2 separate regions of the Homo sapiens genome follow, and region 1 is linked to region 2. A link is a loop called in an ENCODE intact Hi-C map of the cell type or tissue named here. Cell type or tissue: natural killer cell. All regions are shown on one strand. Links, peaks and the distances in the headings refer to the core of each region. The heading gives the core; the rest is flanking DNA.

What was found. A loop is a pair of places that touch in the nucleus more often than their neighbours do. Peaks named below come from ENCODE experiments on the same cell type or tissue, not always from the same donor. Only the 100,000 strongest peaks of a DNase experiment are listed, where the experiment ranks them.
Region 1: it touches region 2 in a loop (2.1-fold over the local background); 2 of 110 quality-filtered maps call a loop at or near these places.

Annotation. Positions count from the first base shown.
Region 1 is chr16:79,409,131-79,424,720 of GRCh38, forward strand. It overlaps a transcript of MAF not described here. Among named protein-coding and RNA genes, the nearest start is that of MAF, 180 kb to the right of the region's middle. In natural killer cell, for the core only: no CTCF peak of the experiment used is centred there; a DNase peak (open chromatin) is centred at 7,151; H3K27ac peaks cover 852 bases.
Region 2 is chr16:79,264,831-79,280,420 of GRCh38, forward strand. It overlaps a transcript of MAF not described here. Among named protein-coding and RNA genes, the nearest start is that of MAF, 330 kb to the right of the region's middle. In natural killer cell, for the core only: CTCF peaks have their summits at 7,390 and 7,592 (motif pointing left); DNase peaks (open chromatin) are centred at 4,861 and 7,551; H3K4me3 peaks cover 486 bases; H3K27ac peaks cover 1,221 bases.

The sequences.
Region 1 (15,590 bases), core at 3,545-11,544, 140 kb after region 2:
TCCTCCTCACTCTCAACCTGAACAGAAACTCTTTTTAGGCGCCTTATAAATTGGGCTTGTATTCTAGGGATCCACTTCAAATAGAAAAAAACAATAATATTTGAAATCTAGTGATCTTGGGGTTCAATAAATGCCTTTTAACTGAGTCAGCGATCCAAACGTTGGCATGGAAAGGAAGTCGCGCTGTTTTCTTGTTTTCCAAGAAATCTGTACAAGAAGACTCCCAGATAGCTCTGTCCTTATTCTGCACACTCAGAACATTTTCAATTGAAGGCTGAGAGACATCTGTGTTTCTGAGCCTGCCAGGTGTTTGTGAACCCTGTGTAGCCCACTGGAGCTGAGTTCAGCTTGCTCGATAGCTTGGGTCCAGCATTTCCCATGACAGGAGCCCGTGTCTTCACATAACAACTGCTGGGCTCTCTTTGCAGGCCCGAAGCCCACCCAGGAGGAGTGATTTGATTTACACGGAGTAGTAATAACCCTCAGCCAAACCCAGCTCACTGAATCCCTCTGTAGCTCCTGGCATGGTATAAACAGCAACGCTCAATTGCCCAGAGGGTTGGCTGCAGCAAAACTTGGGGAGGAGGAAGAGGGTGTGAACAGAGACAGGAGAACAAACTTAGAAGGCCATCCCTACTCTACAGAGGCTAGATCAGTGCTGTTCAGTGGATCTTCCTGCTAAAATGAAAATGTTCGATATCTGCACTAATCCCATAGCCACTAGCCAAACGTGGTGACTGAAGCCTTGAAGTTTGGCTAGTACGACCCCTAAACTACAGTTATTGTCAATAACTTAAAATTGTTAAAGTGAACTAAATATGGCCTGAGAAAGACTCCATACCTCTATATTTGAGTCCTTGTGGATGAATTGCAACCTAGCTTAATAGGTACACAAGATTGAAAACCTAACTTAGGAGTATGCACCTGTAACCACAGCAGAGTCTTGGCGAATCCCAGTGGCCATACTTCAACCACTCATACACTGCTGAGTGTTCAAACTGTGTTCAAATAAGGCAAACATCGAGCTGTAACCAATCCAGCCGTTCCGTACCTCACTTCCGATTTCTGTACGTCACTTCCCTTTTTTTGTCTATAAATCTTTTTCCACCACATGGCTGCGCTGGAATCTCTGTGAATCTGTTGTGATTCTGGGAGCTGCCCAATTTGCGAATCTTTCATTGCTCAGCTAAACTCCTTTAAATTTAATTCGGCTGAAGTTTTTCTTTTGTCAAAGTTAAATAGCCACATGCCATTAGTGGCCATCATATTGAACTGAGCAACTGCGAACACACTCCAAATTTCTATGAGTAAATCAGCTCATTGCAGAAGATCATTTCCTATTCAATTCACCTATGTGGTCCACAGATAATTAGTGTACCTTCAGTATGAATCGTGCCCTGCGCTGGGTACATATGTGGAAGGAAATACAAAGTTAGACAAGTCCCTGATCTCAAGGAGCTGCTCACATTCTGTTGAGAAGGTCAACCATGGCAACCAGTAACATGCATGGCTGTGACATGGGATGAGGGCAAAGAAAAAAGAGTAGAGTGAATGCAGGAAGGCTGCATGGAGGAGGCAGCATTTGAGCTGCTCATATAAGGTTAAAGAGTTGTTCATCTTCCAGAGAAAGGAAAGAGCCTGGACAAAAGCTTGAAACCATCGTGTGACCATAGATGGCAGATGACTTGTAGGGGCTGGGGTTTGGGTGTGAATCAGGCCTGATTGGAGGCAGAGAGGCCAGAGATAACCCTTTGCATAGAGGTGGATACCTGACAATGAAGGACCTTACGTGATGTTCCAGGGAGGGGGGACCTGACCTGAATTTAGGATCCCTTGACTTTTCCTTAGATATCGGTCTTAGGGACCTTAAATGCCCTCACTAGTTCCATCCATTTTTCCTTCCTCCAAGACCAGCCTGAGTACTGCCTTCTGCAGAGACTTCCTTTGATCTTGCCTTTATTCACCAACTCCTCCCTTGTCCCATTTTAGTTTCCACTCCCCAGTCACTATTCAGGTGATTTTCCATAATGTCCTTGATTTTGTTCGCCTTGCAGTTTTCTCACAAGACCTCGAAACCTTGGTGGCTGGGACCTCGCCTTTCTCGTTATTTTTTGTCCCTCAAGCATTCAAGACAGGTGCTCAGTAAATAACCTCTTTGGTGAATTAATTGGGTTTTCTATGTCACATCCCTATTGACTTGGACATGAACATCATCTAAATAATTCTAATTCCTGTATTATGAACACTTGAGTTATCTGCCCCATATCCATCCCCTGAACCTTTTATTTTGTGTAACCAACCTCAGTGTCATTCAAACAGGCCTCTGAAGCCTGCATGACAATGAACATTGGGGAAAGCCCTGGAAATGTTTGCAGGGCAGAAGATGAGAGCCCTGCAGGGGTCTGTTTGGGCTTCTTTTCATCTAAGTCTGGTGACTTTTGCCCTGAGTGATGGAGGCAACCTATAAATTGAGGTGAATCACCTCAATTACAAGTCATTACAAGATTTAGCTGTGTGATGCCAGACATCTGGCCAACTCCAACTACTATCTTTATTTACTGAATTACTCTGTGCAACTTTCTAGACACACCATGATTTGGGCTCCCCCAGGCTTTTCCTCTTGCTGCTCACTCTTCCTGCATGTTATGCCTTTACCCACAGAGCTATTCCTCTTCCAGATCTCTACTCTGATCTTCAGGTTGTCTTCCTCAACCACCCAGGCAACCTCGGCACTCATTTCTGTGTTTCCTCTGCACCCTTTAAAAACATATGTAGTAGGGTCACCAGAGAGTTAGATGAGATGGTGTCTGGATGGTATGAAAGCTCCATAAGTGGCAGTAGTGTTGCTGTTGTTACCAGTACCACGATAATGACTCACTTTGTGCGACACCTTGCTTCCCTTGTGCAGACTGAGCACTTAGTACACGTCAGGCAGAGAGTGAGTGTTTTCTAAATGATTGAAATATATGAGGATAGTCTCAGATGAATGAGCCAGGCCTTAAGATTCACAGGCCTGTGACTGGGGGTAATTTAGAAATAAAACATGCAAGTACAATATGGCAAAGATGAGCTTTCAGGGAGGCTGATGTCAAGAGCACAAGTTCACAACGGTGAGGTACAGTTGTGTTCAGATAAAGGGCCAGTTGACACCCTAGAGGGTATGATTACCGTGGTACCAGGTATGTGCAGGTGGCAGATAAGCCACCATGTGGAGGTGTTGGGGAAGGGCCCTATTGGCTTTAGGGTCCCCATGTCTGTGTTTCCTCCATTGTGAGTAGTACACAGCCTTGACAGACATTGGTTGAAATCCCAGCCCTATTGCTTGAATGTTCCATGAAGTATCTAAATCAAAATTTATCCACCTGGGCACTGACATTTGGGCTGGGTAACTGTTGTAGGGGCTGTCCTGTGTATTGCAGGATATTGAATAGGATTCTTGGCCTTCACCCTTTTGGCCACAGCACCTCCCTCTCAAGTTGTGGCAGTTGCGCCCAGTTGAGGAGCACTGCTTCAAGCTAAGCCTTGGTTTTCTCAGCTATAAAATGGGGATCGCAGTTCCTGTAGATAGGCTCCAGCAGTTGTTGTTAAGATCAATGGAAGTAACATGTATGAAAGGGCCTACTCCAGAGCTTAAAGCTGTCCTAAAGGACAGAGGAAAGACAACCCTCCCCCATTCACACCCAGAGCGTTCTGGGAGGCGGCACTAGAGATAATATGGGAGGAGGTGATCCATCAGTGCTTGTCCTGAAATCTCACAAGAGTCAGCACCTTGGGCTTCGCCTTGCCCTGTAGGTATGTAAATAGGGGATTATCAGGGTCAGCATCTGTGAGAGTTAAAGCAGGAAGTCCTTACAGCTTCCTGTAAAAACACAAGTGACAAACTTGGATAAACAGTAAGTAGAGAAAAAAATATTCCTATATTATTGCCAGCCCCAAGAAGCCTCTCTCTCTCCTTTTCTTTCTCATAAACTCATACATACTCCCCAGGACAAGTTGTGACATAAAACAGTTGTTACAAGCTTCCATTATGGAGTTAGATTTGTGCTCCAATTCCAGCTCTGCTACTTGTGAGCTGTGCAGTTTTTTTTTTTTTTTTTTTTTTTTTTTTTTTTTTTTTTTTTTTTTTTTTTGAGACGGAGTCTCGCTCTGTCACCCAGGCTGGAGTACAGTGGCGCAGCCTCGGCTCACTGCAAGCTCCGCCTCCCGGGTTCACGCCATTCTCCTGCCTCAGCCTCTCCGAGTAGCTGGGACTACAGGCGCCTGCCACCTCGCCCGGCTAATTTTTTTTTTATTTTTAGTAGAGACGGGGTTTCACCATGGTCTCGATCTCCTGACCTCGTGATCCACCCGCCTCGGCCTCCCAAAGTGCTGGGATTACAAGCGTGAGCCACCGCGCCCGGCCGAGCTGTGCAGTTTTGATCCAGTTACTTTACCTCTCTGAGCTATATCTTTCTCTCTTTAACCAGGGATAAAAATGAGACCTACTTCATAGAGTTATTATAAGCATTAGATAAAATAACATATGTCAATAATGTATGTATTTCACACACAGATAATCTCCATTGTGGGATCAGGTGCCTGAAACCCAGGAAATACTCGAGTAATATTAGTTATTTTCCTTCTTAGTAATAATATGGTCAGCAATCTTTCCGAAGAGGCAACCCCTACTCTGCCAGGGGAAGGGTGGTTTTGTGGGGTAAAGCACATTATGATAACACATCGTTCATTCGAGAAGAAAGATTGGCAAAAGTAGGCCACATTCCCAAATCCAGTGGGGAATCAGTGAGTGTGCTGAGATGGAAAGAGGATGAGCTTTGGGGCCAACACACCTGAGTTCAGATGCTGGCTCCATCAGTAGCTGGCCAAATGCCCTCAGCTGTCTGAGCTCACAAATCCATCCTTCCTGTACCTTTTAGGTCACTGCCTAGTCTAGTACTGCCTTTGCCAGCTTGGTGGTTGAGGGTGTATACCTCATACATTCTCTTACTTATCCACTTAACAAACATTGGCTGAGCTCTTGTTCTTTGCCAGACACTAAACCAAGTGTGAGAGTGTCTTGGTCCATTTTGTGTTGCTACAAAGGAGTACCTGAGGATGGGCAATTCACAAAGAAAAGAGATTTATTTGGCTTACAGTTCTCAAGCTGTACAAGAAGCATGGTGCCAGCATCTGCTCAGCTTCTGGTGAGGCCTCAGGAAGATTTTGCTCATGGTAGCAGGCAAGGGGAGCCAGCATTTCACATGGCAAGAGAGGGACAAGAGAGAAGGGAAGATGCCAGGTTGTTTTAAAAATCAATCAGATCTCATGTGAACTAATAGAGTGAGAACTCATTATTACTGTGAGGAGGGCACAAAGCCATTCATGAGGGATCTGCCTCCAGGACCCAAACACCTGTCACCAGGCCCCACCTCCAATACTAGGGGTCACATTTCAACATGAGATTTAGAAGGGACAAATATCCAAACTATATCAGTGGGATACAGAGGTAAACAGACACGGACTAGTGCTCAAGGAGCTTGAAAGCTGGAAGGAAAACCAAAGTCTCAAAGAGATGGTTTGGGTAAGAGAGAAATCATAAGGAAAGATGCAGCTGGGAGCCAAGATCAAAATGGAGTTTTGTTAATCAGGAAAAACTGTATTAGACTCTGTAATAACAAACAACTTCCAAATATCAAAAACTTAAAGATGCACATGCACGTGATATCCATTGTAGGACCAGGGAACTCCTCCACGACACTAGTTCATGTGTTGTCTTAGCATTCTAAACTGTTCAAATCTTATGGGATTTCCATGTCATAGGGTGTCCCCAATCACTGAGGCAGGGGAACAGAGACCACAGGAAATTCTGCACCAGCTCTTGAATGCTTCCATCCAGAGTTGACATGTTTGTTTCCCTTTGCATTTCATTGAACAAAACTATTCCCATGCCCAGGCTTAACCTCAAAGGACTGTGTGCCCTGCAGGAAGCGAGAACTAGAAATCTTTGAGAGCAGCTCTAACATTGTCCTCAACCACGGATGAGCTCACCCAAACATGGAGAGCTACACGGGCAGGACTCTTGTTAGTTCATTAGCACTTAGCAAAGTGCTGGGCACAGGATACAAGTCAACAAATTTTAGAGACAGAAGGAAAGAACAAGGAAGGAAGGAAGGGAGGGAGGGAGGGAAGGAAGGGAGGAAGGACGGAAGGAGAGAAGGAAGGAGGGAGGATGAACAGGCAGGCAGGCAGGCAAGAAGGAGGAAGGAGGGAGCAAGGAAGGGAGGGAAAGAGGCAAGGAAGGAAGGAGGGAAGGAAAATTGTTGGGTGGTTCAGGACTCTAGCCATTGAAAAATCTCTCTACTATCCAGGAATAGAGCTATGTGTTGGGGCAGAAGTCCCCTTAAATTAGGAATGGCTCAGGTTGTGAGGGAGGCTGGCAGAGATGCTGCCTTGCTCAGTGTGGTCAGCATTCAAAGCCTGGATCACTTTTCCTTCTGCAGCTACAAAGCAGCTTGCATCCTATGGTTGCCTCGGGGCCACTGACAGCTCTGCTCTCTCTCTAGGCCTCCACCCCTCCCTTCTGCTTGTGCCATATTAGAAAGGGCATGGGCTTTGGAGTCAGTTAGACCTGGGTTTGATCCTGGGCCCTCCCCTTTCTATTGGGTGCCTTTGGGGCTAGTTATTAAAAATCCCGGAGCCTCAGCTTCCTTATCTGTAAAACAATGGCAACTCTCAAGTCACAAACCCCTTGACAAATCTCAGCTTCCCTCTTCTCTCCAGGGGCCATACTCTTGCATCCCTTGGTGTATTGTATTACGGTCCTTAGAATGTCCCTCCCTATGAAAATCTGAACTTCCTACCAAGCATCCCTCTTGGGTGAGACCTTCCCTACCTCCTTTTAGCAAAGTGCCGTGTGTCTGGTTGCGCCCGAGCACAGCACCTGTCTCCTACCAGCAGCACTGACAGAGGGGATGTGCCCAGCTTTGGGTGGGCTGCAGCTGCTGTGTGTGCCCCTAAGCTGCCACCCGCGGCACAGGATGGAAGTGGGGCGATTGCTCACTGCTAATAGTTAGACAACGACACCACCAGGAGATGGCTGAGCTGTGGCAGCAGAACTGCCTCTGATTCTGTTGTGGTCTGATGGAGTTCTTGGGGATTGAGGGACCTGAATTAGGTCATCCCTTTCATTCATTTAGCCATGAGTTATTGGGAAGCGTCTCTGTGACAAGCTCCATGTCAACATGTTGGGAACACAGTGATATGTTCCCAGCATGTGAAACAGGCTTTACTCTTACAAACTCTTCGAAATATAGGTGCTTCTGTTTCTCTTCACGGTGATACACTACATTTGCAAGAATAAAAAGAAGGAAGTGGTTTATGGTTAAATTGCAAAAAAAAAAAAAAGATCAGGCATTTACTGTGACTTTCATAGAATTGAATATTTTTAAAGCTGAAAGTTTTAAATATCCAGGAGGGAGTGGCCGTACCCCCACTCCAGTTTTACAGATGAAGAAATAGAAAGGAAAGACGTGACTCAGATATTGTTCCTGGGAGCGCGGTGCTCCGAATGGTCAGTTAGCATCAGTTCTGTCCAAGGCCAAGAAATGGAATTGGGATTAGAAGACCCTGCTGACCAGAGAGCATCCTATGACCTGAAGCAGCTTGCTACCCTCTCCCTGTAGAAAGTTGGGGAAGCCGCTGTGTTGTTTTTTGACTATTTCTTCATGGGTAAAGGGGAGACAATGAAGTGTTATATAGTTTTAGGAAGATGGTAGACAGCCTTTTGTTTTTTACTCATGAAGTATTACAGTGATGACTGTGACAACAATCATAATTATTCTTATTTGCACACCAGCACACCAGCTTTATATTCAAGTTAGAAACATGGAATCCAGGCAAACATGTTGTTTCCACAATGCCAGAATTCCCAAGACATGCTATGAGCCGAACTCACAGACGGAAAGGGTATTTTTTATGCCTTCTTTTAGCAAAAGTTATTCAGCCAGGGGCACACCATTCTCATTTTCATTTGAGGCTGAGGAGGTGCCTGCAGCCGACCCCTTCCAGCAGACTTGGGCGTTCATAGAACCTAATTCTTTAATGGACTCTGGGTGCATTTCTTGCTTCCATCTTGAGGTCATTAAAAAGCCTGTGGTGAACTACACCGACATAAACCTTTTATAGAAACAATCAGATATCACTTGGTAAAATAATTAGCATCAGAATAGCACAAAGTCAGTCTGTCTGCAACTTGGTGCCAAACATCAAAAGAACTCCTGGCAGTATCTATCCCCATTCTATTTTGAAGGTGGAGGGGATACTTCTCCCTCTCCCAGCCGGTTTCCAAGGGTGACCCAAAGGTTCAAGTCATGCTATTTGGATGTGCGATGTTATTATGGGCTGGCGGACTGGTGGTCCTCAAAGTGGGCTTCCTGCACAGGATCATGGGAAAGGGGACAGACAACCGAAGGAGGGAGGGCTGGGGCGAGCAGAGGTTTGGAGGCGGGGGTCCCCAGCCCTACCGAGCCTGCCTAGCCTGCTTCCCCTTCTTGGAGCAGTACGGTCCTCCGTCCCCTCCCCACATGGCCCTCTAACTTCCTGCTTGGCTGTCAGAGTGTTTTCTCTTGTTGACCAAATATCAGGAGCTTAGTTTTGTTTACAGCTTTTGGATAAAATATCTCAGGAAAGGAGTGTCCCTCTTGAGGCCAGATAAGACGCTGCTGGAGAGCTCCACACGACGCGGCACACGTTACTTTCCACGATAACGCATCCGTATTTTCGCCTGGAAATGGGAATTCTTAGAAATGATAAATTGCAGGGGTCCTCTGCTTCACCCCGGAGAGTTTCCCCCGACTGGCCTATGTGTGAGTGTTTTCCTCCTGCGCGGGTCTGGCCTTGTGCAAGAGGCAACAGATAATCAAATTGTTGAACTAAAAAAGAAAAAGAAAATCCTTGACCCTTTTTTACATCTCAAGTGTGCAACTGGCCTGAGGAAGAAAACAGGGACCTATCTTCATTGCCAGCCTGAAGCCGGATGATTCCCTCTCATTGTGTCTCGAGAACACAGGCTCCAGCGCGGCTGGGCTTGAGAGACCATCTTCTCGTGTCTCCTTTAATTTAGCTGATAGATATGAAAACGAGTTGAGTTTTAAAAATAAATAGGCATTTCTCATTATCTGGGGACAGTTTTCGGGCTGGGGCCTCACGGTCAGCTGGGAGCAGCCACAGAGAAAAAAAGAGCCCCTGTTCAGCCACACAAAGCCTGAATACCTGTGTCCTACGTTGGGGCTGGGGACGATTATTCACTCATTCTGTTGTGACAGACAGAAAGAAAATTTAGCAAACCACAAAATTTCCTAATTAGTGCGCTGGGAGTTCTTCCGATGGTAATTTGGAACAAAGGGAGGCAGCCCCGTGGTGAGGGGGCAAAGGAAAGGAAAAATAAAATAAAATAAAACAGGATAGATGGGGAAGGGCGGGAGGCGTGCTCACTCTAGGTATGGAAAGCAGTTCTGGAAGTTTTTCTTATGCAACAGAATTTTTTTCTCTCTCCTAGAAGCTGCTGTTCACATATGGCAACATGATCCCCGGGCGCCTACCATATGTAAGGACACAAGGTTTTATGACTTATTGTCGCTAAGATTTATGGAGATGATATATGATAAGCAATTTTTCATTATCTCATATCAGGAGCAAATGCAGAGAGATGCAGGCTCCTCACCGCATGGTTGGGTGGAGCTGCAGGCCCCAACACAGGGCCCCACACAAACTCCGTCTCCTGCTCCTCTGCTGGGGGCTGCTGCCTTCCCCATAATAAAAGAACAGCCTGTGGTACCAGCAGCAACAATTTATTTGATTAAAATGGGCTACTCTGGAGCTATTTTGTGGTATGTTAATAAGTGCTATATCACAGACATTTATTAAATTAGTTTTCATAAATGTCAGCAGTGTTTGCACAGGAAATACACCAGTCTAAATGTGGACCAAACTCCGAATTAACTTCCCCCCTCAGGAAAATGGACATTTCTGCCAGGGTGAAGGTGTGCTGGCCAGGTAAGGGCAATCATGGGGTGCTCAGAAGTTTAATATCAGCATGGGCCAAACACAGCAGTTTTGGCTCCCAGCAGCCTCCCATAGAGGGAGGATTTGAGGAGGCTGAAAGGAAGGAAATGACAGAACTCGACACTTCCTTGGAACAAGGCTTCAGCCTTTGGTGTCACAATATTTCACCTTTTCCTTACGTTTGACTCAGCACAAATGGACAGAGATTGAGAAAACAGGACACAAGAGGAAGTGGAAATTTCTGCTAGAAGCATCCTAGGTTTGGAAATCAGTGATTCTGTCCTCAGTCGCCTTACAGTTTCCATGCCGATGGCAAGGCAGGGAGCTTATTGATGAGCCTGTTTCAGGCTTCCAGGCTTAGCCGCACTGAGCCGGGCAACTCTCTGGTGTCTAGGATGTTCCACCTCTTATCTTCCATGTCTGTTCTGGAAAAACAAGATCTGACCCGTTCCTCTTTGAAGAAACAGACAAAATGAGAACAGCCCCACTCAGATGATTTTCTGGAGCCGGGGAGATTTTCATCACAGATGCCACAATTCAGAAGAAAACCTAGACCGAGCTCACCTTGGCACGAGGAAGAAATCATCTTTGTATACCTAATCAAGAGTGCAGGAAGCTTTAGGGACACCAGGGTGGCAGTGTCACAGCATCACCATGATCTGTTCATCCATTAACCACCCTTACTTTGCAAACTTTGCTTTCTTTGGTCATTCATGATCCAAGGCATTTTAAATCTCCCGGAAAAAAAAAAATGTTTTCCACTCACACTTTCCATGGAGAGTCCTGGAGTATAACCAGTGAATTCAGACAATTTTTCAGAGGGTAACACACGGTTTTTTTTTTTCTTTCTTTAACCCATTTGACAATTCTCCTGCATCTTCTTCAAGTAAACATACTGCAAAAGTGACTGTGGCCAGCACCTACAAAACTGCAGGAATCCAATAACACGCCTGTGGATTTGGGAGACAGACTAATACTTTGTGTTCATTCTGACAGAGGCACTTGGAAAAAAGAAAATCAATAAGATTGATCCCTCAGATGTGCTGTTTATAGATGTGCATCAGTGTTCTTGTATGGCGAACAAAATGTGTGTCACGTTATATGTGATTTTGTGGGCACGAGGCCAACGTGGGACAGGGCACCCACTCCAGGCAGCAGCGACGGCAGACAAAACAACGCGTGAACACAGTCACGTTTCTGAACACAGTGGCCGCATGTTGACACGCCCTTCCCACGCCAAAAAAACAAGATCAGAAGATGTGGCTTCTTGGCTTTTCTTTTTTATAAGAGTATTTTTATTTTAGAGAATGTTTAGGTTCACAGCAAAATAGAACAAAAAATAGAGTGATTTTTCAAATCACTGCTGCCCCCCTCCCCCTACGGCCTCCCCCACTAACAACCTCCCGCACCAGAGTGGTGCATTGGCCACATCATTACCGCCCAGAGTTTCATCAGGGTTCACTTTAGCTGTTGCTCGGCAGTGCCCCCTTTTCCAAGGCCTCTTTCCAAGGTTTCAGTCATCCGCGGTGAACCGCGGCCCACAAATAAGTGACTGCAGTACAATAAGATATTTTGAGGCTTGACGCGGTGGCTCATGCCTGTAATCCTAGCACTTTTGGAGGCCAAGGCGGGTGGATCACCTGAGGTCAGGAGTTCAAGACCAGCCTGTCCAACGTGGAGAAACCCCTGCCGTCTCTACTAAAAACACAAAAATTATCCAGGCATGGGGGCAGGCACCTGTAATCCCAGCTACTTGGGAGGCTGAGACAGGAGAATCGCTGGAACCCGGGAGGCGGAGGTTGCAGTGAGCTGAGATCGCACCACTTCACTCCAGCCTGGTGACAGAGCGAGACTCTGTCTCAAAAAGAAAAAAAAAAAAATTGAGAGAGAGAGATTTATTACAATATATTAATATAACTGTTCTATTTTATTATTAGCCGTTGTTAATCTCTTACTCTGCCTAATTTGCAAATTAAACTTTATCATAAGTATGTACGTACAAGAGAAAACAATATACATTGCGTTTGTTATTGTCCGCAGTTTCAGGCATCCACTGCAGGTCTCAGAACGTATTCCCTTGTGGATAAGCGCTGGCTGCTGTGCAGTCTATGGGACTGACAAATGTATAATGACACGTATCCACTATTCTAGTATCACACAGAGCCATGTTCCTGCCCTGAAAACCCTCTGTGCTCTGCCCATTCATCCCTCCCTCCCTGCTAGTGCCTGGCAACCGCTGATCTTTTTACTGTCTCCATAGTTTTGGCTTTTCCACAATGTCATGTAGTTGGATTCATACAGTATGTAGTCTTTTCAGACTGGCTCTTGTCACTTAGTAATATGCATTTGTTTCCTCTACTTTTAGCTTTTACAGATCGGAAGACAGAAACCTCGGAAGGGAAGATGATAGACATTCTAAACCAGGCCGGAGAAAAGGGAAAGACAGTTAGTAAATGAAGAAAAGTGATTTTTTTTTTTTTTTTGAGACAGGTTCTTGCTCTGTCACCCAGGCTGGAGTGCAATGGCACAATTGTTGGCCGCTGCAACCTTGAGCTCCTGGGCTCAAGCATCCTCCTGTCTCAGCCTCTTGAGTAGTGAATTCTTTTGTTTTGTTTTTTTCTTTTGAGACAGAGTCTTGCTCTATCCCCCAGGCTGGAGTTCAGTGGCACAATCTCAGCTCACTGCAGCCCCCGCCTCCCAGGTTCCAGCCATTCTCCTGCCTCACCCTCCTGGGTAGCTGGGATCACAGGCATGTGCCATCACACTCAGCTAATTTTTGTGTTTTTAGTAGAGATGGGGTTTCACCATGTTGGCCAGGCTGGTCTCGAACTCCTGAACTCAGGTGATCCACCCGCCTTGGCCTCCCAAAATGCTAGGATTACAGGTGTGAGCCACCACGCCCAGCCTTGAGTAGTGAATTCTTAATGAGAGCATGATAAAGTAGAATCACTGTTTATTCTACACCGAGGACAGAGCATTCTGGAAAAATGAAGCCTGAGCTGATGTGTTATTTTGGGTTTCTCTGCTTTATTTTGTTTTCCTAACCACTCGTTCTAAGAACCTTATTCAGCATATTTCATGGTTGCGAAGAATTAGGTTGAAAGAAGAAGTGATTTAGTCAATGACGTCAAAGTGAAGGGGCTTTTCCTTTCTGCACGGGCCAGAGGTTTTCTTCTGTTTTTATTAGTGCTCCAATAAAATGAAATTCAAAGAAAGCATTTCATTGTCATGGACTCTCTGTAGAGTCCCGGGGACCCCAGAGTCTTGGGTTAAAATGACAGACCTGATTCCCACCTTGACCATTTACTGCCTCCAAGACCTTGAGCCAGTCATAGAGATTCAATGAGCCTCTTTCTCTTCATCTTTAAATTGAGGAGACAGCTTGCTCCATGCACTTCTGGGGTTTAGCAGAGAGTAAGCAGCTGGGCCGTCCCTGGTATATACTTAGTGCTCAGTAGCTGCTAGTTTTATTCATATCCCCATTCCTTTGGGGGGCATATCTGGCTTTCGGGTGAGTATGATTTAAAACTCATTCACTCACTCATTCAACAATATTTATTGAAGACCTATTATGTTCCAGTTACCATTCTATTATGTTGGTGCGAAAGTAATTGCAGTTTTTGCTATTAAAAATAATGCAATTACTTTTGCACTAATCTTATGAACACTCAGCATATATGGAGGAATAAAAGAGGTAAGGTCTCTGCTGTCATGGAGAGACAGATACTACTCAGTTAAGCAAATAAGATAACTTCAGATAAGAAGAAAATAAGACAGGTGGAGTGACAAAGTGCCTGGAAGGGGAAACCAACTAGGATAAGCAGGAAAGGAAACTTTGAGGATGTGATGTCAGTGATGAAAAGCAAGAAGCAGCCAGCCAGGTAAAGCCCAAGAGGGAGGGGATTCTAAGATAGGGTTGCCAAGTAAAATACAGGGCGTTCAGTTAAGTGTAACGTGCACGTGAGCAACATGTTTTAGAATAAGCATATCCCAAATATTGCATAGGATGTACCTATACCGCAAGAGTTATCAGTTGTTTATCTGAAATTCAAATTTAACTGGGTGTCCTGTTTTTCATTTGCTAAATCTGGTGAACCTGTTCTAGGGAGAGGGCTCAGCAAGGACCAAGGAGAGGAGGTGGGAATGAATTTGGCTTGTCTGGAGAGCAGCAAGGAGGCCAGCGTGTCCAAGATGTGGAAGATGTGATGTGATGTCAGCCCCTCCTATAAGGGCCGTGGAGGCTATGGTGAGGAGTCTGAGCAAATCAAACCCGATGACTTGTGTGTTCCATCCACAGAATTATCCAAATCATGAATGGCAGCAACATCTACCCCAGGAGTTGGTGAACTACAGCCTGTGGGCCATTTGTTTTTGTAAATAAAGTTTTATTGGAATACAGTCACACTCACTGGTTCACATAATGGCTATAGCTGTTTAGTGTTATAATAGCAGAATTAGGCAGTTTCAACAGAGATAGCATGTCCCACAAAACCTAATATATTTGCTATCTGGTCCTTTATAGCAAAAATACACCAACTTCTGAATTATGGCCTGCCCAGGAATCAAAGTGCAAGAGCTCCTGGGAACCAGCAACTTAACTGTATTGAGTTTGAATTTCCCAACCTACTTTTTACCCACCTAACCTAGCCTCCACCTTTCTATTTTGTGATTCATATTCAATCAAAAATTAAATTCTTAGATAGATGCTTGAAAACAGTCATGTCTTCAGGTTCTCGAGTCTGGTACTAAAATGGAAAGAAAACCAATTTGTTTCCACCATGAATCTTAATAGGGTTAAGATTCATTAGCCTGCTACAACACAATAATAAATGAAAACAGTTCTTATTTCATAGGTTTTCACCCATTAAGATTATTACTTTCTCTGCTAAGAGGTGCAGACAAGACATCAACACGCACTGCTAGGTATTTATAGTTTACACAAACCACATGGTCATCAAGGCAGGGCTTATGCAAAATTATCTGGTTGCAAGAGCTGGTCTTGGAAGGAAAGGGCAAGATTTTGCAAACACCCTGTTTGTCTGAAGGAAAATAAAATAATAATGAAGCTTTGCCGAGATGTTGAAAAATCATGCATTTAAAAGTTACCACTAAGAAACAGAAACAAAGTGACATGGTAGAGTCCACAGACTGGAATTCGAATTCAATACCACCGGCCAGCTTGAGAAAGCTTGGTAAGCTAAGTTTGGGTTTCTTTCTCCATCAAATGAAAACAGTCCTCTCTAAGGTTGCATTATGGCTTCTGCGGGCCTGGGCACTTTTGCCTGTGTGATCCCCCTCCTTGATTAAAAAAATTAGAAGTTATATTTTATGACTGCATTGGTATAAGAACAGATATAATCCAGGCTGAATTCTATTCATTTGTTTCTTCTGATTTTTAAAGGAAATTTAAATGTTTCCATGTTTCTGTGAGCCCCTGAATGTGTCCTGGGACCTGGGCACTGTGTTTACTGCAATTGCTGGAGTAGCCAGCTGGATCCTACCAACCTCCAGGAGTGCTGTGAGACTGTTGGAAAGATGGTGTTAAACAA
Region 2 (15,590 bases), core at 3,917-11,916:
GCCTTCGTCATACTTTTGAGTACCAGTTCCCTCCACCCCACAGTTCCCAAATTTTAATTCAGTACCAAATTCTCAGGAGACACTCAGAGACTTGCAAAGTCAAAGGGGAAGACTGAGAAAGGGAAGCTGTGGGAACCAGAACTCGCCTGTGACTAATGCTGATCTTTCACTGAAATCAACTCTTTAGGAAGCTCTTTGAAAAAAATCAACTAATTTTAAGTCAAGTAATTTTTTTTAACTCTACGAATTTCCTCATCTGCCATGGGAGGTAATATATTCAAAGCACCTAGGCACACATGGATATTGCATAAATGGAAGTCATTATTATTATTATTCAAGATCCATTAATTTCATTGGTCAGTTGAATAAGGATGTATTCCCCCTGTTTAATCTAAATTCATCAAGTGTAAGATGGTGGCCAAAAAGTCATGGTGTAAAGACAATACTTTAATCCTGACTATCATTCTTAGGCACATAAATCAGCCCTCTCTCTGAATTCTCTTAGTGTTTTCACTTGAGTCTCACTCCCCAATAGTTGGTTGTGGCAATGACTGACCTCCCAGCCTCCTCTCACTTCTCTCTTTCGCCAGGGTCCCGAATAAGTGACTCTAAGGAAGAAATAAGTACAGCAGTTCTCCCTTATCCAAGTACGATATGTTCCAAGACCTCCAGTGGACCCGATACCACAGATAGTTCTGAACCCTATATACAGTATATTTTTCCCTTGACATACGTACCTATGATAAAGATTAATTTAAAAATTAGGCACAGTAAGAGATTAACAGTAATAACTAATAATAACAGAACAATTAGAACTATATACTATTCATAATTTCACAAACAGAGGATTCACTGTTACCACAGATCTTAGCAATCTCAGCACACAATGTTTTTCCTATCCTTAAGTCCAGAACTTTCACCTTTTCCCCTAAAGGAAGCACTTTACAGCTTCTCTTTGGCATATCTGATTGCCAGCATCTCGACTCTAGTTCTTTGGGGCTACTACCAAATGAAATAAGGGTTACTTGAACATGAGCACTGTGATACGCAGCAGTCGAGCTGATGACTGAGATGGCTGCTAAGTGACTCACAGGTGGGGAGTGTCTACAGCAGGGATATGTTGAACACAGGGAGAATTCAACTTTTCTTTTTCTCCTTCCCTTTTCTTCCCTTTCCTCTCCTCTCCTTTCTTTTCTTCTTTTCTTTTCTTTTTCTTTTTCTTTTATTTCTTTGAGGTCTCACTGTGTTGCCTAGGCTGGTCTCGAACTCCTGAGCTCAAGTGATCCTCCTGACTTGACCTCCCAAAGTGCTAGGATTATAGGTGTGAGCCACCACAGCCGGCCAGAATTCATGTCTTGAGGGACAGAGCCAAAGCTGGAGGGAGCAGGATTTGATCACACTACTCAGAATGGCACACAATTTAAAACTTATAAATTGTTTATGTCTAGAATTTTCCATTTAATATTTTCAGTCCATGGTTGACCACGGGTAACTGAAACCCTGGAAAGGAAAACCATGGATAAGGGGGGACTACTGTAATATACCTTGAATCCAAGCCTTTAATAGAGGGGTTCTGAGGACTCCCAGAGCAAAGGGGTAGGTCCCAAAAGGCAATAAGAGCATCTCTGGCTGTTATTATCAAAGTCAGAAAGATGGAAAGAAAGAAGTTGATAACCAAGAAAAAAACAACATGGTGGTGTATGGAACACTTGGACTGGGTTGTCTTTCTGGAAATAGCCATATGCATGATATCAAGATCTTTCCTCACCTCTGATGCTGCACTTTTATTACTTATATAAGAATTAAGCTTCCAAGCTTCAACCAGCTTCTTCATCTTGAGACATGAGGGAGAGTAGGGTAGAGTGATGGATTGGGCTGGGTGGATTTATTTATAATTTGGTCATGTAATAAACATTTTTTGAGCAACTACTATGTGAGACACAGGATACTGGGCTTGGAAGGCAAGGCACCGAACATGATCCTGCTGCCTGCCTTGTTAGAAAAAGGTACCAACCAGTAATGCTCATGAAGAGGAGATGAGGAGATAGAAGTGTTCACAGGGTATCATGGTAATGACATGTATCTTTCCTTTGATTGCAGGGAGACTCACACATTCCTGGACTCAAGCACAGCATGGAGCACATGGCAGCTCTCAATAAACTGTTGTTGAATGAATGAGTTACCATAGTTATTTACTAGTCTGTCTCCACTATGGGGCTGTGAATCCATCCTAAGTAATAATTGCTTATGCATGTAATACACTATAAAGTCAGGATAGCTAAGAGACCCCAACATCTCAGAAGCCTAGAACAACAAAGTTCAATTTTGCTGAAGTTACAGGTCACCATGGATCAGCGTGGAAGTTCTGTCCATGAAGATTCACACTGATGAAGCAGCTGCCATCTTGGATGTGGTGGGGTATTGTGCCCATTATGAAAATCACTCTATGGAGGGTCCAGCTAGCACTTGCAGTTAGATCTGCCAGCCTGGAAGTGGTTCACGTGGTTACTGCTCAGGACTCACTACCCAGAACAAGGAGGAGAGGAGATACACGAAAAGTGTGAGCTCTGCAGATTGTTTTAGGTGTGTGTGTGTACGTGTGTGGTATGGGAAAGGAGGAGTGAATGGGCCAGTGAATGGGAGGAATCCCCTTTGCCCGCTGCTGCGGGGCTGTTGTTCTAGGGCCAAGTACCAAGTGTGAAGATACACAGAGGGATAATGGCAGAATGGCTCACGGCCAATCAGCTGGTGGCGGACAGTGCAGAGGCACTACCTCTGGGATGCACCGGGTAGTATGACATGGAGAGAGTTCTTCAGTCTTTTGGGCAAGACACTTCATCTTTGTGAGCCTCTACCTCCTCTTCTATGAAATGAGATTAAGATGAACACCTGCTTCAATGGTGTTGTCAGGAGTAAGGGGAGAACACAAAGAGTGCAGCGTACATGTGCCCAGTAGATGTTTATGATGAGGCCAGGGGACAAGGGTCTGGAGGGAGCTTCCTAAGTGACAGATTATTTCTTTCCACTAAGACTAGGAGGTGGGAGTGAGGATGGGGTGGGCTGGGGAATACTCCACCTGGCCCGTTCTCAGGTGCCTGGGGGTGTGGGCGGGGGCACGCCTTTCCCCTGGTTCTCCGGCTTGTGGGACTTAATCACACCTCAGTTACTGGCAGAGCTGTCCGGGTGGCACTGAGTCACATCCTCCCCTCTAGGGGAGCTGGGTCTCTGAACTCTCACTGAACATCTTTACTGTTTTGACCCACACAATAAATCCCAAGAAAAACAACATGGCCCCCAGAGTGGCCTCGTTGCTTCTGTTATGCCCTCCATGACCATGGGGTGTGGACATGAGCTTCCCAGCCCTGGGGTTGGAATCAGCTACCCCCTCTCCCCCACAAACACCGGAATTGTGCGTAACTGTACCCATACCATGCAAGAAAAATGTAGTCGTCTCAGCCTGAGGGTTATGATCATGGGCTTGTAGGAAACCTCTGTTCATATCCTGAGTCTTTTGCTCCTGGCTGCAGGATTTTGAGCAAGTCACTTCACCTCTCTAAGCCTCCATTTCCTCATCTGTCAAATGGTCATAGTAATGATGGCACTAGCCTGTTAGGATTACTGTGAAAGTGAATTCAGACAATGCATAGTAAAAGTGCAAGGCTGGAACGTAATATAGGTTAGCAATTGTGACCACCTTTCCCCACAGTAGCCACATTTCTGTAGTCGAACTAGGACAACAGGTTTTGCAACAACAGACATAGAGTTGTTTAAAAATTAAGGAAGAAACAATGGCATTTCTCAGCTAAATGAAAAGAACTGGAAGAATGAATTAGCCAAACTGTAGGCTGAAAGAAATCAAACTACCCAAGAAACATTGCAACAGGAAGCCCACCAACTCCATATATCAGTTTCAAAAGAGGACCCCAATCCTGAGAAAGAAATTCTCACTGTGCTGCCGGCCACCTGGGGCAGCCAACATCATGCACACAAGCCGCATTGTCAGATGCTTGTCTGCAATTCTTCCCTGTGACTTACCAGTGGTATAGCCCTGGGCAAGCCATTTCACTCTTTTGCACCTCTCTTTCTCTGCCTGATAAATGGGAGTAATGATCAGGATCTCTTAGGAGTGTGAGAATTAAGAGATAAAAGCTCCTCAGCTGTGGCTTGCTCATAGTAGGTGTTTTGATATTTGCTAGTTTCCAATCTTTCTACCTTTTCTTGGCCAAATCTTTATGGAAAGCAGCTTTAATGTCTTGTAACCCTGGGACCTGTCTCTATGTTGGTCATTTGGTCTCAATGCTTATTGAACTGTTTACCACCCAAGATGTCTTGGTGTTTGCCTTAGAGAACTGAAATCAGAGTCCAACGTGGAATGGAAGCTGGATGTGATGTAGGGGCTGTTTAGCAAAGGAGTGACTTCCAGCAGTGGCTATGTGCTTCTCGGGCTTGGGTCTGGGCACCCGAGTGAGTTACACCTTCCTCCTCTCACTCACTGCCCCTAATGGCTCATACATGGTTGCAAATCCAGCCTGTAGGTTTACAGGTGTCACCATGGCCGTGAAGCCCTTCTCAGTCAGGAACAAGATTTTACACCTCTTTCTTTCTCTCTGGCGAATGGAGGTATGGGTGGGTGTGGACAGAGGCTTGAACCACAGCTCCCATCCCAAATGAGCCAACACCCCTGTCTTGTCACCAGGCTTTAAAAAAAAATCTAAGTTGTGATTAATGGCATCTTGAGGTTCCCCTTGCAGAAATAAGGTCATGGTGAAGAATATGGCTGATCTGAAACTCCGGTGAACTTCAAGGGCAGGAGCAGAATGATAATTATTCTGGTTTTGGCTCATCTTCCTTCTCTGTGGCCTGTGACTTCAAGGTCGGGGGCTGTCCCTGCCTCTCAGACTTCCTTTCATGCAAATCGCCCTGAGTGAGGGGTGAGGGGTAGCAACACCAGAAAAGGAAGCAAAGGAATGTAATGAACTCCAACCTCCACGGACCTACTTTCTATTTTATAGGCAAGCCTCTAAGGGAGAGGTTTGGCCTTAGCTCCATCGTCACCCAAGCAAGGTCTTGCATATTTCCATAAAATCCCAAACCTAGAAGCAAGCTATGGAGACGAACCTGGTCCATTCATCTCTCAAGAAATGAATGCATTGGTTTCATTCCAGAAAGATCACAGCTCTGAAGGGCTTATGGGTTTTTTTGCAATCCTGTTTTTTTCATCCTGCATGCTTACGGGAATTCAAGTCTCCTAGCTACCTCTTCTCGGGGTGGGTGGAAGGAGGTGAAGGGCCTAGAAGATCAGGGAATAGGCAGCTTTGGGACAGAAGAGACAAAGGAAGCCCCTGAAAAGCAGATCCCTTCTGCATCTAGCTCCCACAGAAGGTACCCCTTTAAAAAAGCATCCTAGTGTATGAGTTCTATTGTGTGCTGGCCTGAGGGCTGCAGGGGGCTTTTTCTTTGCTGGCTTGAGACAGTGGGTGGCTGTGTGTGATATATTTCTTGAGAACCCAAAGTAGTAGCAAGGCTTGCAGTCAAGGAGATGTGGCCAAGGGCAGAGGAGCATGTGTGGAGTGGAGGAAGGAGAACAGATGAAAAGCTAGGAATCCTGCCTCCTTGAGGCACTCAACCCAGTCTTTGAACCATAGATTCCCCATCTGAAAGCAAGGAGCTGGAATCCATCATCTCTCTGCTCCTCTGATTTATAGGCAGGATACCAAGGGAAAGATTTAGTCTTAGCCCCATCATTGCTTAGGTAGGGCTGGCTTGTTTCCAGTGATAATCCCAAATCTAGATGCAGTGACTTTCTGGCACAACCATCTCTCAGGAAGTAAATACACTGGTGACAGTAGGAAGGAGGAGGGTGGAGAAAGCTCCCACTGGCCCTGATTTGTGTGGGCTGAAGTCCAGGCTTGGAAGGCGATCTCTTCCTGGTGTAATTCACTGAGTGCGTCTAAGCAGTGTGGCTTGGGAGGTCACCATGCACTGACCACAACCCTATACACAGACACAGACAGAGACACTCATACACACTCTGTCCCTCTAATTTGTGAGTACAAAGACATGGCCAGAGTTTTTTTTTTTTTTAATGAGACAGAGTTTCACTCTTTTCACCCAGGATAGAGTGCACTGGTGCAATCTTGGCTCACTGCAATCTCCGCCTCCTGGGTTCAAGTGATTCTCCTGCCTCAGCCTCCCGAGTAGCTGGGATTACAAGCGCCCGCCACCATGCCTGGCTTTCTGGCATTTTTTTTTATTTTTTATTTTTAGTAGAGACGGGGTTTCGCCATGTTGGCCAGGCTGGTCTTGAACTCCTGATCTCAGGTGATCCACCTACCTTGGCCTCCCAAAGTGCTGGGATTATAGGCGTGAGCCACCGCACCCAGCCATGGCCACAGTTTTCAAGTGAGAACCATGTTAGGGCCCTAGCTCACTGTTTCCCCATTTACAGATAGGAGAGTACACACCTCACAAGGCACATAACCTCCATTGGGTTACTACTAAATAAAATTTCCCAGCCTCCCAATGTATGTAAATACCCTTAAATCTCATAATACAAATAAGGCCATTTGGTGCAGCTGCACAAATGCCCGGTAACCTTAGGCAAGTCATGTAAAACTTTCAGGATGGAATTCGTGTAGCTGCAAAATAAAGATGTTGAATTACCTGCTCTCCAAAATCCCTCTGTCCTCTGTAAGTATGCATGAGTAGACTGTGACAGCCTCTGGGTAATTCAAGCATTAAAATAATATCCACAACCCCTCAATTGCTTATTTTCTCTCTCAGATACAAGTCTGTTGATATTAATAAAGACTGTTGATATTGATGAAGAACTATCAATATCCATCTCTACTGCTAAGGAACCTAAGTTGTTCCAAACATGATTTGGAGCATGTGATGTCTCTGAGGGATGTGACTTGAGACATCTATCCAGGTTTCTTCCTTGCTTAGTCAGCATTTTCTTTCAAATATGGTATAAAAGGTACAATATGGAGCTTGGTGGCACCACCAGGGAGGTGATGAGGAAGAAGGTGCTGCCTGTAACAGTAGCAGAAGAAGTGAGAATCTCCCTGACCCCTCTGCCTCCCCTGCAGACTCCAACAGCAAAACGGGGGCCCACACAGGATATGGGATCCAAGAGGGATTTTTCTGCCTGTTGTGGCCTCCAAATTCTCCAAATAGGTCCGTTCACACAAACAAGGGTAGTTTGTTCTCCCAGCGACAGGTACGTGTGAGCCAATACTTGGGTGGGGGGATGTCAATGGGGGTAAAAGAAAACCTTTGCCTAGTGGGCAGCAGGCGGGGGCCCCCACCAGGGCGTCTCTGATGAAAACGTTCAGCTTGATGTGGCGTCTCTGGTTCCTCTGAACGCGCTCAGAGACAGAGGCGTTGAGCGGTGCTCTCTGTGTTTGAAGGTGTTTCTCTACAGCAAACACCAGGCGGAGAAGAGAAAAACCCAAACCACTTCAAGTGGATTCCGATTTTGAAAGCCACCACATGAAAAGTGCAGAGACCTAAGCCCCCTTTAGTACGAGCCCAAGAGTAACAGGCTCAGGCTGGGGCGGGTCGCCTGCTCCTGGGCTGCCAGCCCCCTGGAGGCCCTGTGCGTGTGACTCTACGGCCAAAGACATCAGTGGAGGGGGAGGTGGGAGCTTTCATCTCTGCACACCGACTTGCTCAGAACTAGACCACAGCGCCGCTCCATGCGGATGCCCTAAGTAGGACAACTTTCATTTGTGACCACGTGGCCCCACCCATCTCTGAACTTCCTGAGGTTTGGCACAGACCTGGGAAGAGTTATGACCTTCAGAGAAGACCGTAAAGCACACCAAGAGCCGATACTCTGAGTTAAAGCCATTCATTCATTCATTTGTCCATTCATTCATTCTTTCCTCCCAACCATATTTTTTTAAACATCTCAACACAACTTCTCCTCACCACCCACAATTCGGTAACGAGAGGAGCACCCGATATTTTTCCCTGCTGTCCTCCACGTTGACCTGATTCCTTTGGTCTTGGCACCTGTTTGCCAACTCCTAACAATTGGCTTTTGCTTGATTGACCCCCTTGCCAAAGCCTGATCCAAGACCCTAAACTTAGAAGAGTTTATTTTGCCTCTCCTCTTCTGCATTTCATGTAATCCAAAATGTGTCTAAACTCTAAATTATAAAATACAGAAGTAAGAAGTATGTTAAAATGACATTGTGCCGAAGTTATTGATAATACAATGTGGGAAAATTCACCAAAGTTGGAATTCTTGTTTTGCTCTGCGGTGTCCTTGTTTTGCTGGGGCCCTAAGATACATTTAGTCAGACCTTCAGGGAATCCCCCACGACTGTCTGCTCCCTGATCCCTGCTTTCAACCCCTAGGGAACCTCCTCTGGCCCCAACCCCGGCTGAGACACAATGCAACCCACCAGCTTCTGCAGTGGTCAGAGCATTTATCTAATCTCTGGGCTCAGACAGTGCAGGGAAAGAGAAGTTCCATGACTCGAAAAAGGCATTTAAAGTGGACGTTAGACTTTTCATTGCTGCCATGTGAACCTATGCTCCCTTTTATCCTGATGAGTGAAACGTCCATTTGCTGCTGTAACAAATTACCACAAACTTGGTGGCTTAAATCAACATAAATTTATGTTTCAGTTCTAGAAGTCAGATGCACAAATAGGTCTCACTGGGCTAAAATCAAGGTGTCTGCCAGGCTGTGTTCCTTCTGGAGGCTGTGGGGGAGAATCTGTTTTCTTGCCTTTTCCAGCTTCTAGAGGCTGCAACATTCCTTGGCTTTTGGCTCCTTCCTCTGTCTTCAAAGCCAGCAATGGCAGGTGAAGCTCTTCTCATCCTGTTTCACTCTGACCTCTTCTGCCTCCCTCCCACTGTAAAGAACTCTTGTGAATAATTATGCCCACCCAGATAGTCCAGGGTATTGTCCTTATTTTAACGTCAGCTGATTAGCAAATTTAATTCCATCTGTATCTTTAATTTCCCCTTGCAATTCCCATGTAATATAGCATATTCACAGGTTCTAGGGATTGGGACATGGATATCTTTGAGGGACTAGTATTCTGTCTGCCATAGCTGGAGGTCTGCAGAATCAGCTGGGTTCTAGGTACTTCGTGTCTGCCTTTTTTTTTTTTTTTTTTTTTTTTTGAGACAGTCTTGCTCTGTCACCCAGGTTAGAGTGCAAGGGCACGATCTCGGCTCACTGCAACTTCCACCTCCCAGGTTCAAGCAATTCTCCTGCCTCAGCCTCCCGAGTAGCTTGGATTACAGGTATGCGCCACCATGACTGGTTAATTTTTGTATTTTTAGTAAAGATGGGATTTTGCCATATTGGCCAGGCTGGTCTCAAACCCCTGACCTCAGGTGATCCACCTGCCTTGACCTCCCAAAGTGCCAGGATTATAGGCATGAGCCACTTTGCCCAGCCTTTTTTTTTTTTTAATTTTCAGAAAAAAGAACAAACAATAAAGCTGTGGCTTTATGGCTCACAAAGATCCATAAACCCGTGCTCACTCAGACACTAGTCAAAAATGCAGATGTCTGGTTTACCAGCTGAGATTCAGGTTGCGCAATTCCAGGAGAGGCCCAGCCATTTGCATTTTAACAAGCTCCCCAAGGGGACCCCAATGCAAATGCACTAGGAGCTGCACCCTGGAGACTCTGGTGTCCAGGGAGCACTGACAGCACATGGACTTTCGGGTCCTCAGTCCACCTCTAAGTACAAAGTCTAGTCACTGAGAACAGAAGAAAGGACCCTACTGTATAGCCCGGCAGTTAGTGCACTCCATAGTCCAGGCTTTTGTGGACTGATTCTGGAGCCCAGGGAGATGGGGTTCAGGGGGTTGAGCTTAAGCTGCAAAGAATGGTCTTTGTACCATCAGCAGTCCTACCCTCTGCCAAGTCAGGGCAGTCAGGAGGACTATCCCCTTGTAAGACTCAGTGCAAGGGGTCAAGGCTGTGAGTCATCATTCTATGGTGAGGGGCTTCATTTTGATTGAACATATTCTAGACAGTCCAACATGGTATAGAGGAAAGGATAAGGACTTTGGCATCCAGTTAGGATTCAATTCAAGTTCAGGGATGAGTAGCTGTGTGATTTTGTGTATGTTGCCTAAACTCTCTGAGCTATAACATAAAGACTATTGCATGGTAGTGACCTTAACTGAGATATGCATATGTTGAGTTTCTGATATACAGAATGGACAAAATAAAAGCCTTCCTCTCTACATCTAAAAAGAGTAATAGAGGCCGGGTGTGGTGGCTCAGGCCTGTAATCCCAGCACTTTGGGAGGCTGAGGCAGGTGGATCACTTGAGATCAGGAGTCTGAGACCAGCTTGGCCAACATGGTGAAATCTTGTCTCTACTAAAAATACCCAAATTAGCTGGGTGTGGTGGTGCACGCTTGTAATCCTAGCTATTCAGGAGGCTGAGGCAGAAGAATCACTTGAACTCAGGGAGGTTGCAGTGAGATTTTGCCATTGCACTCCAGCCTGGGCGACAGAGCAAGAATCCATCTCCAAAAAAAGAGAATAATAGTTAACTATTTATTGAGAAGTTGCATGTTTGTTACTCTGCTAAACTCCTGTTGTTCATTATTCATTGAATACTCACAACTCTTAAAATGGAAGTAATTTCACAGGACTGACTTCATAAAGATGAGAAAACAGAGACACGAGCAAGGAAAGTCACTTGCTCAGACTCAAAGACCTAATGATGAGATGGGATCTGAACTCAGAGGCTAAGTCAGAGTGTAGTCTCTTCAGCAGATTGTCTTGGACAATGCAGATTTTAAACATTCTGCCCCATTGTCAGTCATGGCTACTTTTTAATTTGGAATACATGCTGCTTTTTTTATTTGGAAAATATGGTCAATGAACAGACAAAACTTACAGCCTCATGATGTTTTACTTCCATTTTTGTTGAGGGGAAAGGCAAGAGGAGAACCATAGTGAAGTATCTCTTCTGTGCAAAAATGGAAAGGAAGTTCATTGGAAACCATGTATTGATTGAAAAATGATTTGAAACAGGCCAGGCAGGGTGCGGGGGCTCATGCCTGTAATCCCAGCACTTTGGGAGGTCGAGGCAGGCAGATCACGAGGTCAGGAGATCGAGACCGTCCTGGCTAACACGGTGAAATCCTGTCTCTACTAAAAATACAAAAAGTTTGCCAGGTGTGGTGGCAGGCACCTGGAATCCCACCTACTCGGGAGGCTGAGGTAGGAGAATCTCTTGAACCTGGGAGGCAGAGGTTGCAGTGAGCCGAGATCGTGCCACTTCATTCCATCCTGGGGACAGATCAAGACTCCATCTCAAAGAAAAAAAAAGAAAGAAAGAAAGAAAGGAAAGAAAAGAAAACAGGCCACAGACTCCACCCTGGAGTTTTTCTGCCAGCCTGCAAGTCCTATCTGAACAGTGTGCATTTTGAGGCTTTTTATGTAGCAGGCCCCTGACCCTTTAGACTGGTCTAAATAAATGTTTGCAGCAGGCCTTCTTGGGACTCGGGGTCCCCAGCACAGATTTGTCATCCAAGAAAGGAGGGTTGTGAAAGGAGTTAATGTTTACCCAGCGTTCTGTGGCCACCATTTTTCTGTCTTTCTGTCTCTTGAAACATTTCCTTAGGGACACGTCTCCATTACACAAGCTGGAAGGAGCTTGGGAAAGCATCAAAAAGCACAAATGTGTGTGAAACATAAAAGAAACTTTTAAAATTTGGGTGGAAACCAAACCAGGCTGAGATGGGTATTGCAAGTGAAGGGCTGGGTTAGGACTGAGCAACTTTGACATCACCCATCAGTGCCAGAGGTCACTGCACTGGGATCGGAGTGCAGGAGCCACATCTTGTGCTCTGAGAAAGGATGGTCATGGTGGTGATGGTGATGACGACATTGATGATGAAAAGGATAAAGCTTCCCTGTTCATTTCCTGGGATTGCCTAACAAATGACCATAAAACGCATGGCCTAGAACAACAGAAATTCATTCTCCCCACAGTTCTGGAGGCCAGAAGTCTAAAATCGAGGTGTCGGCAGGGCTGCGCTTCCTTTCAAGGCTCCAGGGGAGGATCCTTCTCTGCCTCTTCCCATGTCTGGTGGCGGCGGGCAATCCTTGACGTACTCTGGCTTCTGGCTGTGTCACTCCAATCTCTGTTCTCATTTCTCATGGTGTTTTCTCTTCTGTGTGCCTGTGTATCTAAATCTCTCTTTTTTAATTTTGATTTTTATTGTTTTTTGAGTCCGGTCTCACTCTGTGCCCCAGGCTGGAGAGCAGTGGTGCAATCATGGCTCACTGTAACCTCAAACTACTGGGTTCAAGCGATCCTCCTGCCTCAGCCTCCCAAAATGCTCCTTAGGCAGACGCCAGTAATTGAATCTAGGACACGTGCAGTTCGGTGTAACCTCATCTTAACCTGATTACATCTGCAAAGACCGCATTTCCAAAGGAATTCGCATACAGGGGTACCAGGAGCTAGGACCTCAGTATGACTTTTGGGGGGTGCCCATTCCACCCACAAAAGTTTCTAATCATGTTTGACATTTATGGAGCTATGACTTTGTTACAGGACTGTAGCAGGCACTTTGCAATGCCTGGGTCAACCCATATGGAATTGCTGCATCTGTAGGCTATAAATTGTTGAATATCACCAATTTCATATGCTAAACTTCATATTATCTCATTTACCTCTCTAAGATTAGTACTATTATTACTATTATTATCTCATTTAACTCTCTGAGATTAGTACTATTAGTACTATTGTATCTGCTAACAGAGGAGAAAAAGAGCCACCTACATTTGTCAGGGAGATGAAGTAGTGGATGGCTTTAGGAATTGTACAGACACTAGTCAAACTATCCCTTCCTCTCTATGTGACCAGGAGGGAGTTACCTAATCCCCCTGAGCTTCTATGTGTCTGTTTATAAAATTTGAGACAACTTTTCTGTAATAACGCCTGTGTGTATAAATACGACAATTGCCCAAGCCAATAATTTGGAAGTGAGGAGAAGCATCTCACAAGGTGTCTGGTCTTTAGGAGGCATTATATCTGTGCCTCCTAAAGTGTGATCTGGGGAACACTACACTTGGGAATTGGCTGGGAGTTGACTGGGGGTGGGGCACATCTGTTAAGAATGCAGGTTCCTAGGATCTGCCCAGCGCTACTAATTTGACATCTCTCTAAGGGAAGGCCTGGAAAAGTGCATTTTAATTGGTGCCCCTGGGGTAATGCCTGCGATTGCAAACATTATAAAACTGTACTAAGTGAATACAAGTTTGCTTCTTTCCTTTCAACAGGACACAGCTGTCTAATTAGGACTAGATTGAGTCGTCCAGGTACCTGCCCCCTGCAAGTTCAGAGACAGTCTCGGGAAATGGGAGACCAGCTGACAGCCATCCTTTGCCCAAAAAGGGCAGGTTAGATGGCAACCGTTCAAGGGGAAAGTGAATCTTTAGCAAAATCTTTAGTTGCATGTTCCTGACTTTTCCATTACTTGGATGAAAATAAATACCATGCTTAAAAACTACAGGTTTAAAAATCAATGCCATCTTTCTTCTGGAAGCGAAATCCCTGTGACTTGCCAGGACAGAGAGGAAAAAGAAACAAACAAGGTCTCTTCCCAAGATTTTTGTTTTCCCTCCTGCAAATCCTCCGGCTTGCTTTTCCATCAACTTGTTCTCTCACCTAAGAACCATTTTCTCTCTTGTGTACAGAACGAAGAGGCCCTTGACTTTCAAAGTGAGCTTTTGGAAGGAAGATGCCTGCTTGAAGTATTGCTTTTTCCGTGTCTGTGTCTGAAAGCGCAAGAGCTGTTTCTAGCCTCCTTGAGTGCCGGGTTTGGGGTTTCGTGGGTAGAAGGCACTAGCAGTTTCAGAAACCAAGCCTTGCTCTCGGTGTGATTTGCGTAGTCAGGAAGCCTGTCGAGCTACCCAAACAGGGACCCGCCCTGACAGGGGGACAGGAGATGGCTCCCTGCCTTCCTGCCTGCTGGCCCCCAAGTGTCTGCCCCTTCTGCTGACACTGGATCTTCGGGGCAAAGGCACAGCCTACTGAACACGTCTATTAATGTGAAAGTAGGTGGTGTACCAGGTTCCTGGGGAATGGGGCCATGGAAAAGTTGTAGGCTGGAGGAGGAGGAATTCAGAATTTGGAAACTTGCTATACCCCTCAAATATATGTATACAGGATACAGCATGCTTCCTATTTTCTGGGGGAATATGCTAAAGATTCTGAATATATTTTATCATTCAATTCTCACCTCCAGCTGCTCCGGAGGTAGCCCTGTCATCAACATTTTATAGACAGGAACCAGTGGCTTCAGGAATCAGATGACTTCTCTAAGGTCACGCACATAGGAAATGGTAGAATGCTGCTTCTTCCCTCTCCACCCCCTCATTCTCACCCCGATCCATGCATGTGGGGTCCTAGTCAGCTCTCCATTGTTTCTGGCTGGGTCACTGTGACCTCCTTGAGCTTCACTGTCCTCTTTTGGAAAGTGGGAATGACAGCAATACCAGCCTAGGGTGAAGAGAAAATGGGGCTGAAAGTTACAAGGAGGTTTCACTTCTATTAAGGGACACGTAAAGGTTAGTGGCTCTGAGTTTCATTCTGTTCCATGAACGCACACTCCATGGACTTGCTTTCTGAGTAGCTGTGGGGAATGGGACCTGGGGAAGAGGCTGAAGCGGGGAGCACAGGCCAGGACAGAACAGAGATGCCCACTGCAGGTGGATCCTGGGCTGCAGGATGACGAAGCTGGAGAGAGGGACATTCAAGCACTGACCCCTCACCCCTGCAAGTGGCTCAGATCTGACTGTACTAAAGTGTGAACCCCCAGAGGGCAAGGACCGTGGCCAGTTCCTCTCCTAATGGCATATGTTGCCTCGCGCAGGGGTTCTCTTACACTTTGACCTCCAAGCCTGGGATTCATTCGAGCAGAGCTGCTGCTGCTTCTTTTTTTTTCTTTTATATATTTTTTTAACAACCTGCTTATTGTTTTTAAAATAACTCTCCCAGAGCTTTGGCAGAGCACTAGATGATTTGGGGAAAGTCCAGCCTATTCTTCATAAAAAGGCAATCTAAATTACACTGATTTGGAAAATGTTATAAATACGGGGCTTGCCCGGGACACAGTTTGTGGGCAATGGAAGTGTTCTCGATGCTTTGATGTGAAGCATGGTTTCTGCTGCCCCTGTCACAGGCTCCAAAGCAGAGTGATTCTTCTGATGATGATGTGAGGCCACAGCAGGTAAGGAAACAGGAAGACCATCAGCTCGATAAGCTGCCCTATTAACCAGAAGTGATTTTCAGCTCTCTTTAAGAAGGGAAAAAATTACATTTAGGAAAATCCAGAAAAGGTTAAGCCAGTTGCACGTGTTGGTTAACCGGGCTTGCAGCAGAAGTCACTCTATAATTGGGACTTTTTTGATAAATCCAGTTTTGTGTAAATGCCGGGAGAAGAGAGGTCTGGGGCAGACTCACCTCAACATTTGTGGGGACTGGATCAAGAGTCCAGCTGCAGTCTAAGTTTTGAAAAGGGCAAATCCAACTAAGAAACTATTAAAACATAACCTCTATCCTCCTATTTTGGCAAATACATGTT